Linked DNA regions of Homo sapiens: region 1 is linked to region 2. Evidence: chromatin loops called from intact Hi-C (ENCODE). Cell type or tissue: PC-9. All regions are shown on one strand. Links, peaks and the distances in the headings refer to the core of each region. The heading gives the core; the rest is flanking DNA.

The links. A loop is a pair of places that touch in the nucleus more often than their neighbours do. Peaks named below come from ENCODE experiments on the same cell type or tissue, not always from the same donor. Only the 100,000 strongest peaks of a DNase experiment are listed, where the experiment ranks them.
Region 1: a loop joins it to region 2, with 2.6 times the contacts of the local background. A loop is called at or near these places in 2 of 110 quality-filtered maps.

What each region holds. Positions count from the first base shown.
Region 1 is chr16:12,713,570-12,716,487 of GRCh38, forward strand. The region is part of intron 2 of CPPED1 (calcineurin like phosphoesterase domain containing 1); the gene reads right to left. Among named protein-coding and RNA genes, the nearest start is that of MIR4718, 5.3 kb to the right of the region's middle. In PC-9, for the core only: no CTCF peak of the experiment used is centred there; no DNase peak of the experiment used is centred there.
Region 2 is chr16:12,572,411-12,575,328 of GRCh38, forward strand. It overlaps SNX29 (sorting nexin 29), which reads left to right. Exons shown (of 21, transcript NM_032167.5): 21 at 1-1,877. The region is part of intron 1 of SNX29-AS3 (SNX29 antisense RNA 3); the gene reads right to left. Among named protein-coding and RNA genes, the nearest start is that of SNX29-AS3, 37 kb to the right of the region's middle. In PC-9, for the core only: a CTCF peak has its summit at 1,574 (motif pointing right); no DNase peak of the experiment used is centred there; H3K27ac peaks cover 554 bases.

The sequences.
Region 1 (2,918 bases), core at 241-2,740, 140 kb after region 2:
TGGCCAGTCTTGAACTCCTGATCTCAGGTGATCTGCCTGCCTCAGCCTCTTAAAGTGCTAGAATTACAGGTGTGAGCCACCACACCTGGCTATAAATCTCGTTTCTTCAATCTTACTAAAATATGATATGTGTTTCTCAATTTTTTTTTCATTATTGCTGCCCCCAGGAGACCCAAAATTAGACTTTTTCCTAATCTCCCCTCCACTAATAACAGCTTGAGATATAAATACACAAACAATATAATTCATCCTCTGAAGGTATGTTTTTAGAATATTCAAAGAGTTGTGGACTGTCATGAAAATCAATTGTGGGACATTCTCACCACCCCAAAATGAACTTTCACCCATTAGCAGCCCTTCCCCATTGCCCCCCAACTCCCACCACCCTAATTCTAAGCAATCACTAATCTACCTTCTATAGATTTCTCCACTCCAGGCATTTCATAGAAATAGAATCATATAAAATGTAGGCTTTTGTTACTGATCTTTCACTTTGCATGATGTTTTCAAGGTTCATCTATTTTGTAGCCTATGTTAGTGCTTCATTCTTTAATTGCTGAATACTATTCTACTGTATGAATATATCATCATATTTTGTTTATCCATTCATCTACTGATGGACGTTTGGGTTGTTTCTACTTTCTGGCTATTATGAATTATGCTGCTATAAAAATCCACGTGCAAGTTTTTCACATGTGAAAAGATGTGTGGATATCTTTCATCTCTCTTGAGTGTATACCTAGGAGTGAAACTCTGAGTTACATGGTAACTATATGTGTTTACTTCTTTAAGAAGCTAGCAGACTGTCTTCCAAAGCACCATCCTACATTCCTACCAGCAATGTATGAGGGTCCCAATGTTTCCACATCCTCAACACTTGTTATTTTTCACCCTTTTAATTGTAGCCATCTTAGTAGGTGTGAGGTAAAATTTCATTGTGGTTTCTATTTGCATTTACATAATGACTAATGATGCTAAACATTTGTTGTTGTGCTTACTGGCAATTTTTATATCTTCTTTGGAGAAATGTCTATTCAGATACTTTGCCCATTTTTCAGTTGGGTTATTTGTCTTTTCATTATTAATATTTAGTTGTAAGAGTTCTTTACATATTATGAATACCAGATCTTTATCAGATACAGGATTTGCAAGTATTCCCTCCCATTTGGTGGGCTGTCTTTTCACTTTTTTGATAATGTCCTTTGAGGTACAAAATATTCAAGTTTCATAAAGTCCAATTTATCTATTTTCTGTTTTGTCACCTGTGCTTTTAGCGTTATATCTAAGAAATCACTTTCCAATAGAGGATCACAAAGATTTCTGCCTATGCTTTCTTCTAACAGTTTTCTAGTTTTAGCTCTTCTTTGGGCTTTGATCCATTTTGAGTTCATTTTTTTTTTTAATATGGTGTGAGGTAGGGGTCCAAATTCACTCTTTTGCATGTGGATATCCAGATGTCCCTGCACCATTTGTTGAAAAGACTACCCTTTCCCCATTGAATTGTCTTGGCGCCCTTGTCAAAAATCCATTGACCCTAAATGTGAGGATTTCTGGATTCTCAATTCTAATCCATTAATCTCTATGTTTATCTTCATGCCAGTACCATAGTGTTTTGATGACTGCAGGCTTCTAGTAAGTTTGAAATCAGAAACTGTGAGTCTTCCAACTTTATTCTTCCTTTTCAAGGTTGTTTTCGCTATTCTGGGCCCACATAATTTTCATATAAAATTTAGGATCAGCTTGTGGTAACTGTGTAATCAAGGAGAAATAAGATCAAGGTCCAACACTTAAGCAGCTTATAGCTTTTAGGCTGGGTGTGGAGGCTCACGTCTGTAATCCCAGCACTCTGGGAGGCTGAGGTGGGCAGATCACTTGAGGTCAAGAGTTCGAGACTAGCCTGGCCAACATGTTGAAACCCCATCTCTACTAAAAGTACAAAAATTAGGCAGGCATGGTGGCACACATCTGTAACCCCAGCTACTCGGGAGGCTGAGGCAGGAAAATTGCTTGAACTGGGGAGGTGGAGGTTGCAGTGAGCTAAGATCATGCCACTGCACTCCAGCCTGAGCAACAGAGCGAGACTCCATCTCAAACAAACAAAAAAAGCTAAGCTATCTTCCAGATAATTTTGTACTTTTAGTAGAGACGGAGTTTCTCCATGTTGGTCAGGCTGGTCTCGAACCCCCGACCTCAGGTGATCCTCCAGCTTCACCGTCCCAAAGTGCCGGGATTACAGGCATGAGCCACCACTCTCAGCCCCAATGGGATGGTTTTAAGGAAGCTTGTCCAACCTGCAGCCCGTATGCAGCCCAGGATGGCTCTGAATGTATTTTATGTGTGGCCCAAGACAATTCTTCTTGTAAAGTGGCCCAGGGAAGCCAAAAGACTGGACACCCCTGGTTTAGAGGGAAGAGAGTAGAGGGAGAAGGGTTGGCAAGGTAGTGATTTTATGGTTTTTAGCCAAGAAGTAACATGGACTGAACAGAACTATGATACCGGGCACAGAAAAGAAGACAACCATCTACATATGTGTAAGCTTTATTCTGCTTAAATGAAAAACCATGAAAGAGAAAAATATGTAATTGTGAATGTCACTGGACATGTTACTTCTGGTCAAGGTCTTCCATAAATTATTTTTCCTCCAAAGTGATCACCTCTCCTGTATTTACCTTCTTTAGCGCTAACGCTGGTGCTGCTATAAGGTATGTACACACTTAATCATAGAATATTCCATTTAACAAATTGCTTCTGGGCACTTGGTACACATGAGGCATTGCTCAAGGCTAATGATGCACAATGTGATATCCAGGGACGAAGAAGTTCCAGGACAATTACATGCAGATTCACTACTGCCAAGTCCCTTCGCTGGAAGGAAAGAGCACAATTCATTTCTGTTTAGAGATTCTGGGGTGTCAGAT
Region 2 (2,918 bases), core at 139-2,638:
TGGCCCAGGCCGGCAGTGGCTGCCTCTCTTGGTTCTGCATGGTACATTTTGCCAACCCTGAGGACCAGTTCTTGGGGTTCCAGGCCTCGGCCTTCCTGCTCCACGTGCTCAAGCCCCCACAGGGGGCTGCGACACCATCTGGCTCCTCACAGGGAGGTCCAGCCATGTTCTCTGGGCTCCCAGTGAGCCCCCTCCCCTCCGGCTACCCCCAGAATCCATCCTTCATTCCTCCACCAAGCTCCTGTGTGAGCTGCAGCACCCACACGGGGGAAGCCCTGCACTCCAGCAGCATCTTCCAGCCTTGGCACAGAACTGATGGCAAAGGAAGGGCTGGGTTTTCAGCTTCTGGGACCCGAGGAAGACCCCACCTCACTCCTCCTTCCCCAGTACATCAGACTGGTTAGGAGGCATCCCAGAAGGGGCAGCCTCATGCCCAGGTTTCAGCCCTAAAGGTAATGATTGTCTTGACTCTGCCTTGGCATTTCGCTCGGAATCACGGCAGACTTGGAGTGTTTCTTCAAGGCAGGCATCTGCTTATGAGCAAGGTCAAAGATTTTTCAAAATATTGTGCATTAATTCATTAAAGCTACTGTTAAATATTTGCTGTTTTTAGATTGGCGTCCGTGCTAATTCTGCAGTTGTAGCACTGTATATTTTATCTCATTTCTGTGCCAAGAAAGTTCATCTTTATGTTTTTCTAATACACAATCTTGATCTTGTTTCCAAAATAAAGCTTCAGCTCCTTGGTCAATAGAAGTAAGGGTGTAGCCATCCAGGGTCTCCCGGCTCTAGGCAGACCGGATCCCGCAGTTCATCCCATGGTTGTTGAAATGTACCTCGATCAGTCATCTCTGGTATTCCTCACTCTAGCCATGAGCCATTGCCATCTTATGGGCCCGATTTGGGTACTCTGAATTATGTCATGGAGTAGACAGTTACTTCTAAATCCCAGCAACCAAGTTGCGTATCCTTCCTTATAGCTAGTTTCTATAGAGAAGTGAAAAAGAAATCTGGCTTCCTTAATAAGATAGTTGAGCCTATGACATTAAGGAGCAGCGCTGCTGGCGGAAGATTCTAGATTCACTGGTGGTTTAAGAGGCCCAGGGATTTAGTTCTTACTGGTGCGTAAGTGTTTTCCCATCCTAACCGGAAAACCACTCACCCAGGCTTCCCCCACTTCCCCTCAAATTTTCTCAGCTCTGCCGCTGGTCTCCATGAACGGCAAGGGGAACCACCACTCATTCACTGTCAGTGTAGGTAAGACAGAGGATGCCCTTGCAAAAATTGGGACTGAGGACAGTAGCACACGGAATGGTGGATCGTACATTTGCACCCAGAGCTACTAAACGCTCAGTGACCCCAGAGACCATTAATTTCCCGGAGTGAAGGGGATGGGGGTAGAGCTAATTGGAATTTTTATTATCCAGGACTCATCCTAAGAAGAATGTTGGCCTCTCTTCATCCCTGGCTTAGCCGTCAGGTAGAACGCTTACTCACCTGACACCGACTTCTTAGAGAAGCGAGTCTTTTTTGAATGGAGGAGCGATGGTAACCCCACTAGGGGGCGCCCATGATCGGCTCCCAGTGCACCCCCTTAAGGGTAAGCAGGCCACATATCTAGAGTCTGATAGTCTGTGTGTACATAAGGTCTAGAAGTCTGTGGAAACGCCCTGAAACCTGTAGTATTATCTTAACTACCCTCTTATGTTAAGGTTTACATAATAGGATTTTTAAACAAATGTGTTTAATTTTTTAAGATCTCTTGTATTAAAATTTTCTTTTGGAATAAGCTGTGGAAATTTTGTTACAACCTGGTTGAGATCAACCTCTTTACAATGACACAAATTGTGACATTTTATAAATTAGATACTTCAGTGGATGGTCTCTGTCTCAGTTCTTTTTCAACAACTGGAGATTGAGGTGAACTTAATACACGTGGATCAACTGAATTGAAATGGAGCAGAATCTCATTTTGAGTTAATTAGGCAGATTTGGATAAACTGGCAATGCAGCATTAAAATTTCATACAGAAAACACTCCTCATTACAGGTACCTATGTATTCACTTCTAGAAGAAACAATTATTAGGCGGCTACTGTATACCAGGTGCTTGGCATACAGCAGTAAGACAGGTAAGGTGTACTGTTGGAGTCGCACTGGACATGAAGCAGACAGATTTTTAAGAAGTCAACCATCCGGATAATTTCAGACCACAGTAAATATTGCAAGAGTGACAGGAATTAGAAATTCTTGGTCCCAACCAAGAATCTACGTTCAACAGCCTAGGCACTGCTGTCATTGGGGACTGGATGATTCTGTTGTGGGGGGCCGTCCCGTACATTGTAGGATGCCTCCACCTGTTAGAGGCCAGGGGCACCCCTTTAGTTGTAACAGACAGATGTCCAGACATGGCCAGAGGTCCCCTGGGGGGAGGGGGGCCAGTGGAGAGCCATGGGGCTAAGGCCAAGGGGTCCTCTTGGCTAAAGTGGCTTTTTTTTTTGGAGACAGTTTTTTACTCTTGTTGCCCAGGCTGGAGTGCAAAGGTGCCATCTCCGCTCACCACAACCTCCGCCTCCCGGGTTCAAGCAATTCTCCTGCCTCAAGCCTCCTGCGTAGCTGGGATTACATGCATGGGCCAGCACTCCTGGCTAAAGTTTTATGTTTTAGTAGAGACAGGGTTTTTCCATGTTGGTCAGGCTTGTCTCGAACTCAGACCTCAAGTGATCCACCCACCTCAGCTTCCAAAAGTGCTGGGATTACATGTGTGAGCCACCACACCTGGCTGGCTAAAGTGACTTTTAAGCTGAGACCTAAAGGATGAAAAGAAACTCTGCACTGCCCCCACACCTCCCAAATAATTTACACTGGCTTAAGTACTCAGACCCTGCAACAAAATAGGCAACATTTTTAACCCAGTTA